2 separate regions of the Homo sapiens genome follow, and region 1 is linked to region 2. Evidence: chromatin loops called from intact Hi-C (ENCODE). Cell type or tissue: endothelial cell of umbilical vein. All regions are shown on one strand. Each heading gives the region's core, and the rest is flanking DNA. Links, peaks and the distances in the headings are about the cores only. Region 1 overlaps NR5A2 (nuclear receptor subfamily 5 group A member 2). Region 2 has its middle 150 kb from the start of NR5A2.

Region 1 (2,909 bases), core at 214-2,713, 140 kb after region 2:
GAAATTATTCCAATCTTTGCAGTGCATAATGTACATAAAATGGGTTGTTCATCACCCACCCACACCTGGCAATTCAGGTACTACTGACTCTTAATTGATTTGTCATTTTGCTCTTCAATATATATTCAGGATCAAAGTTATTTAGACTTCAGCTTTAGTAGCAACTTCAGGTTTCGTGGAAACATTTAAACTTATGAAGGCCTGTCCATTAGTTTGTATGGAGAAGTGGGCTGAAGTTGCCAAAAGCTCCAATTTTTGTGATAGTATCAAGTATCACTGTCACTACATTTCAGTATTCCTAGTTGTTTTAAGTATCACTGAGAACTAAGAAAATAAAGAAAGGGAGTCAGTTTCAGGGCTCACTGCAGTGGTTGCCCTGCTTTGCTCGTGAACTTTGAAAATCAGTTTATTTCAAAGCCTTAATTAAGAAGAACCTCCTCCCACAGCAATGCGAAGAATTTATGGGTGCACTTATGATACAGCACCTTTCCCAGACCCTAGCATGGCAAGGATGCAGGACTCCAAACGCTTGGTCCTAAGAGGAAACCTCCAACCCCTAGTGTGTGGTGGTGATTTCACCTCTGCTTGGTGAAGCCGGGGGAAGTTAGGAGAGTTGAAAGAAGTTGAAAGAGGGTCTGACAGGACCTTGAAATTGTAGTGTATCAAGAAACCCTGCCTTGGCTTGAGGCTGAACCTGAGGCTGAGGCTGACCTAGTGAGACAAGCTTTGTGACCATGCTCATAACGCCAGCTGCCAGGGCCAGAAGGGACTTGCTTAGGCCACACTAGCGACTTCTTGGTCCATGCCAGTCTACCCTCCCACCACATCCCCGAAAGATGGAGAGTGGTGGTGGCAAAAGGCCAGCTGGCACTCATTTATCTCTCCACAGGTGGACTTTCCAGGAAAGAAAAATCCTCACAAAATGGGAGGGGTGCGGGAGGGAACGGTGGCTGGGGACTGGGTTTTAAAAATCCATGCTTTAAAAAATTAACGCAGGAGCTTGTATCACGGAGGGAAGCCCTTTCCTTTGCTTTGAAAGTCTAGTCCAGGCCAAAACCTAAGCGTAGCAGCGAAATGGAGGGGGACTGAAAGAGCAGAAAGTCTCGAGCGAGAGAAAACGACCTTTCCTAAGAACCAAGGGAACTCCTAGCTCAGAAGCCTAAGCCCTCGGCGCTCCAGGCCTTTAACTCGACGATGGGAAACGCTCCCTGGGGGCAGCCCTATTTCAGATCCCCTGGAAGGATGTCAAGATCCCCGCCAGCAGTGGACAAGGCAAGGAATCTTCCACTGGAATTGATTCTTGCCAGAGACCCGAGGGCACACAAACCTTCCTCAGGTAGCTCTGCAAGGGATTTAAGGAAGCAGCTGGGTCTCCATCCAAGAGGCAGAGGCAGGGGCGGCGGCACCAGGCTTCCAGCGTCAAGCTCATTACTGCCCTCCAAGTGCACCCTTTCTTCTCCCTCAGAACTCCCTCCTCCCTCTGAGCACTCACTCTGGTCCTTTGACCCTTCAATTCTGCTGGGCAAGGGACCCCTGTTGAAGCCGGGGACCCGCTAGCTCAGTGACCTTGGACGGGTCTGGGCGTCCCCCAGAAAGCCCTCTCCGAAAGGAAGCTGTGGGAGGAGGAACCCGAGTTTGCGGTGTCTAAGATGGGTTATTTGAGAATGGTTCTGGGTTCCCGAGGCCACAATATGAAGACAGCCAAGTGGCTGCGGGAAGGGAAAGCAGTTGAGATGTAAGTAGGTGGAACCGGGTCTGTGTGGTCTAAACGCCGGCGCCAGCGGTGGTCTGCACTGACCCATAAATACACCTACCGCGGGTGGACAGACGCATCTCATCCTCCGCCGGGGACATCTTAGCAACTGCCACTGTACCTCTTAGTGTAAGCACACTTAGGAACCCACCCCGTACTTACCGCTGCGGGAATTGTAACTGGTGGCGGAGACCAGAGACTAGAACCCGGGAGGCCTGGGAGTCTGTGGTGAGACCGGGGGACAGCTCTGCTCAACTACCTTGCGCGTTCTCAATTTCTTTGCACTCCCTCTGCCAACTTCTGGCAAACTTCTCTCCTTTTCCCCCACCTCCCCTCCACCTCCTTCTTTCCGACGAGACAGGTCTCCAGGGCTCGCCCTTCCCGGTTCTGACTTTGTCTTAAAGTGTTGATTGACGGTTGCAATTACGAAGGATGATGGCTCGGGGAGGCTCCCGCAGCCTTGATGAGCCGGAGAAGCGCAGTCCTAGCATATTTTATCCACGCTCGGCGTTACGGGGCCGTGCGCGCCCCATTCACCCAGCTGGCTGGAGCTGAGGAGGCCTCGCACTCCCCACTCGCGAGGATGCAACTGCCTGCCTTCCTCCCCACCCCCTCCTTCCCGTGGTTCAGCACCGCATTTCGGAGCGTGAGCTGGGAGCAATCAACTCGACCTGACCTGGAAAGTGTTGGTCAGCCCCCGCGCGCTTGACCCGTGCGGGCTGCAGCGGGAAAAAATATCAGGATTTTCAGGAGCGGTTCAAGTTTCCTGGGCTCGCAAAAGGTGTGGCAGACACATCTTTCCCCGCGCGCCTGGGTAGATGACCCACCCAAACTTGCACAAAACTTGCAATACCTTCCTCCTTCGAAACAATTTCTCCCGTCTTCTCTTCCATTCCCACTTTTTGGTGCTTTTTAAGAAACCAGGACAATTACTTTTTTCGTCCCACATATCTACCTTTTAGACCCCGAAAGAAGTCTAGATTTTTTTCAGATCTCCATTACTAGGCCAGGATAGCCCGAGGGGGAAGAGGAGCAAGTTTTTCAGCCTACGGGAGCTCCGGGTCTGCCTAATTTTTCCGCCCCTCCCAGCCGAAAAACCCATCAGAAGCTGCTTTTGCCTTTCTCTGAAAAGTTTAGCCAGAACTCCAGTTTCATT
Region 2 (2,909 bases), core at 124-2,623:
AGGAGTTGACTTTTTCCTGAAAATACCAGGCATTGGAGGACTGTAAGTGAGCGAATGACATTATCAGCTTTGAATTAGGGAGATGGCTCTGGGTGCTCTATGGAGTGAGGTTTGGGGTATGTTCAGATTGATAGCAGATCAGCCCAGAGGCTAGTGCATAATTCAAGGCAAGAAATGCCAAAGGCCTGCTCCAAATCTGCAAGGAAGGAAGGGGGAGACTGACTGGGGAGAAAAATAGGAAAAGTAACTGGTAGGGCTTGGATACTGAGGCCATGTGGGAAGAAGGAGAGGTGAGGAAGAACAGCCTGTGACGGCTTCCGTGCGGGAGATGTCCATGGTGGCAGGGGAGCGGGAGGGACTTCAATTCCTGTTACTAAAGTACTGAGAGGCCCCAGCCCACGCATAGCTCCCTGGGCTGGGCTTCACACTCTGAGGGGTAGGGTGCCCAAGCCCACCGAGGACAGGGGGCTGCTGCTGGGTCAGGTGAGACGAGAGAGTGGGCGTGCTCTGCAAAGTAAAAGTTAGACACGAATCAGGCATCCACACCTTGTCTCCTTGGAAGGACAACTCCTGTCTCTCCTTGGCTGTGACTAACATGATCCTAAGAACAGTCTGGGATCTGATCTGGTGTCTATGGAGCTTGGACCAGGATCCCCAGTGCCTTCTGGGGCCGACTCAGGTCTGATCTGTGCTCCCATCAACTCAGGAAGGGCATGGAGACTCCAGTGCTTTCAAGCCTCCTCCCTTCTTGATAGTTTAGTTTCAAACTCACTCAAGGGAATACTCAGCAATTAGTCTAATTTCATCCCCCTTTGCCCCTTTCTCTCTTTTCCAGCAACAAACATACAATGTTTCTTAGATTGGTTCTTAGCTTTTCTACAAACAAAACCACAATCACAGTCTGTTAGTCACTGAATTATTAATTCCTAACTTAACATAAAACAAATGCCTACATGAAACAGCAATAAAGCATTGCAAGAATATTTATTTTGAGTGACTAAACTATACACTTCCTGTTCAGTGTTAAGGAAAATTGGTCTTTATTATTCCAGGGAAATGTCAAAATCACTAAGTATTGTAGCATTTTGACCTGCGTTATGTTGAACAAACTTTCCACATGTTTCTCATAAAAATATACATCAGAGATGGCTTCAAACTGAACGTCAAACTTAGTTAAAAGTACGAACCTCTTCAAAGTTATTTTGAATATCAGATATAACAATCAAATGCATATCAGCATGGGCCGGTTTTTCTTAGAGGCTGCCTCATGCTGATGGATTTAGCATCTCCGTGCGTGGAAGGGAGGCCTCTGTACTCATCAGAATGAGCCCTGCCAATTGCCAGGTTGGGCTTTGGAGAAACGCTCTCTCCACCAATTTTTTTTTTTTAAAGTATATAACCGCTTATAAAAACATTTTTTAAAATCCATGTGCTTTATCTTGCTTGACCTGTGTGATGATTACCTGGATGTATACATATGTAAATATTTATCAAATTCTACACTGTTCTGTATGATAATTATAGTTCATTTAAATATGAATATGTATTTTCATATTTCATGGAATGTCAGCAAGAATAATTTAAAAAGTTCTTTCTAGTTACAGGTTGAAAAGGGGGATGCGTTTTGTAGCCCGCTATTTAGTTGCTTAAAAATCTTAGTTTTGGCCAGGGACAGTGGCTCATGCCTGTCATCCCAGCACTTTGGGAGGCCAAGGCAGAAGGATCACTTGAGCCCAGGAGTTCGAGACCAACCTGGGCAATATAAGAAGACCTCATCTCTACAAAAAATAAAAAATTAGCTGAGTGTGGTGGTGCATGCCTGTGGTTCCAGCTACTCGGGAGGTGGAGGTGGGAGAATTGCTTGAGCTTTGGAGGCAGAGGTTGATGAACTGAGATCGTGCCACTGCACTCCAGCCTGGGCAAAAATAAAAATAAAAATAAAATAAGTTTAAGTTTCATACTCACTGGACTCTAAGTGCAGTATTTTGGGTTGGACTCCATGGTATCTTTTTGTAGGATCCTAAGAAAAATTGGCATCTGCTTGGGAAAGAATGAGCACTTCCTGCTTATCTTGGCCCAGAGTAGGGATGGGAAGGGTGGAGTGTAAAGTGGGAGGCTGGACCGTAATGTTTCCTAAACATTGTTAAGTGTTTTGTGGCTGTTACACTATTTTGTAATAGAGGTTTTATTAATTTTGAAAATGGATTTCATAGTTATTTTATTGCCTTAAACATCTGCAAAGCCACAATGGTACTGAAGGAGGCTAATTTCTAGAACATGGGCATCTTACTTTTTAGGCTTAACATCCATAAAGTATAAAGGCTTTATGTTTGGGTTATTGATAAATATCTATATACTTTGAGGTGACCTGATGTCTGATTTTCTCCAATATCTTTGCCTTTTTTTTTTTTTTGACTGAGTTTTGCTCTTGTTGCCCAGGCTGGAGTGCAATGGCGCGATCTCAGCTCACCGCAACCTCTGCCTCCCGAGTTCAAGGGATTCTCCTGCCTCAGCCTCCCAAATAGCTGAAACTACAGGCATGTGCCACCATGCCCGGTTAATTTTGTATTTTTAGTAGAGACGAGGTTTCTCCATGTTGGTCAGGCTGGTCTTGAACTCCCAACCTCAGGTGATCTGCCCGCCTCGGCCTCCCAAAGTGCTGGGATTACAGGCGTGAGCCACCGCGCCCGGCCTATCTTTGCCTTTTGAAGCAAATCTGAAGTGTCCTCCTGGTCTAGAGACAGAATGGTGTAGTGTTTAAGAGTGTTGATTCTGGAGTCAAACTGCCTAGGTTCAAATTCCCGCTACTCCTCTGACTAGTGTATCAAATCCTTTTGTGCAAGGGGCTTTAATATGAGAATAATAATACCTCCTGGATCTGTTCTGAGGACCAAGTGAATTAAGAAAGC

What was found. Hi-C counts contacts between places; a loop is a spot of excess contacts. Peaks named below come from ENCODE experiments on the same cell type or tissue, not always from the same donor. Only the 100,000 strongest peaks of a DNase experiment are listed, where the experiment ranks them.
Region 1: it touches region 2 in a loop (8-fold over the local background); 3 of 110 quality-filtered maps call a loop at or near these places.

The regions. Positions count from the first base shown.
Region 1 is chr1:200,035,000-200,037,908 of GRCh38, reverse strand. All of the region lies in intron 1 of NR5A2 (nuclear receptor subfamily 5 group A member 2), which reads right to left. Among named protein-coding and RNA genes, the nearest start is that of NR5A2, 8.7 kb to the right of the region's middle. RefSeq lists an enhancer at 1,084-1,984. In endothelial cell of umbilical vein, for the core only: no CTCF peak of the experiment used is centred there; no DNase peak of the experiment used is centred there; H3K4me3 peaks cover 507 bases; H3K27me3 peaks cover 1,531 bases.
Region 2 is chr1:200,177,718-200,180,626 of GRCh38, reverse strand. No RefSeq gene overlaps it. Among named protein-coding and RNA genes, the nearest start is that of NR5A2, 150 kb to the right of the region's middle. In endothelial cell of umbilical vein, for the core only: no CTCF peak of the experiment used is centred there; DNase peaks (open chromatin) are centred at 1,096 and 2,086; H3K27ac peaks cover 1,866 bases.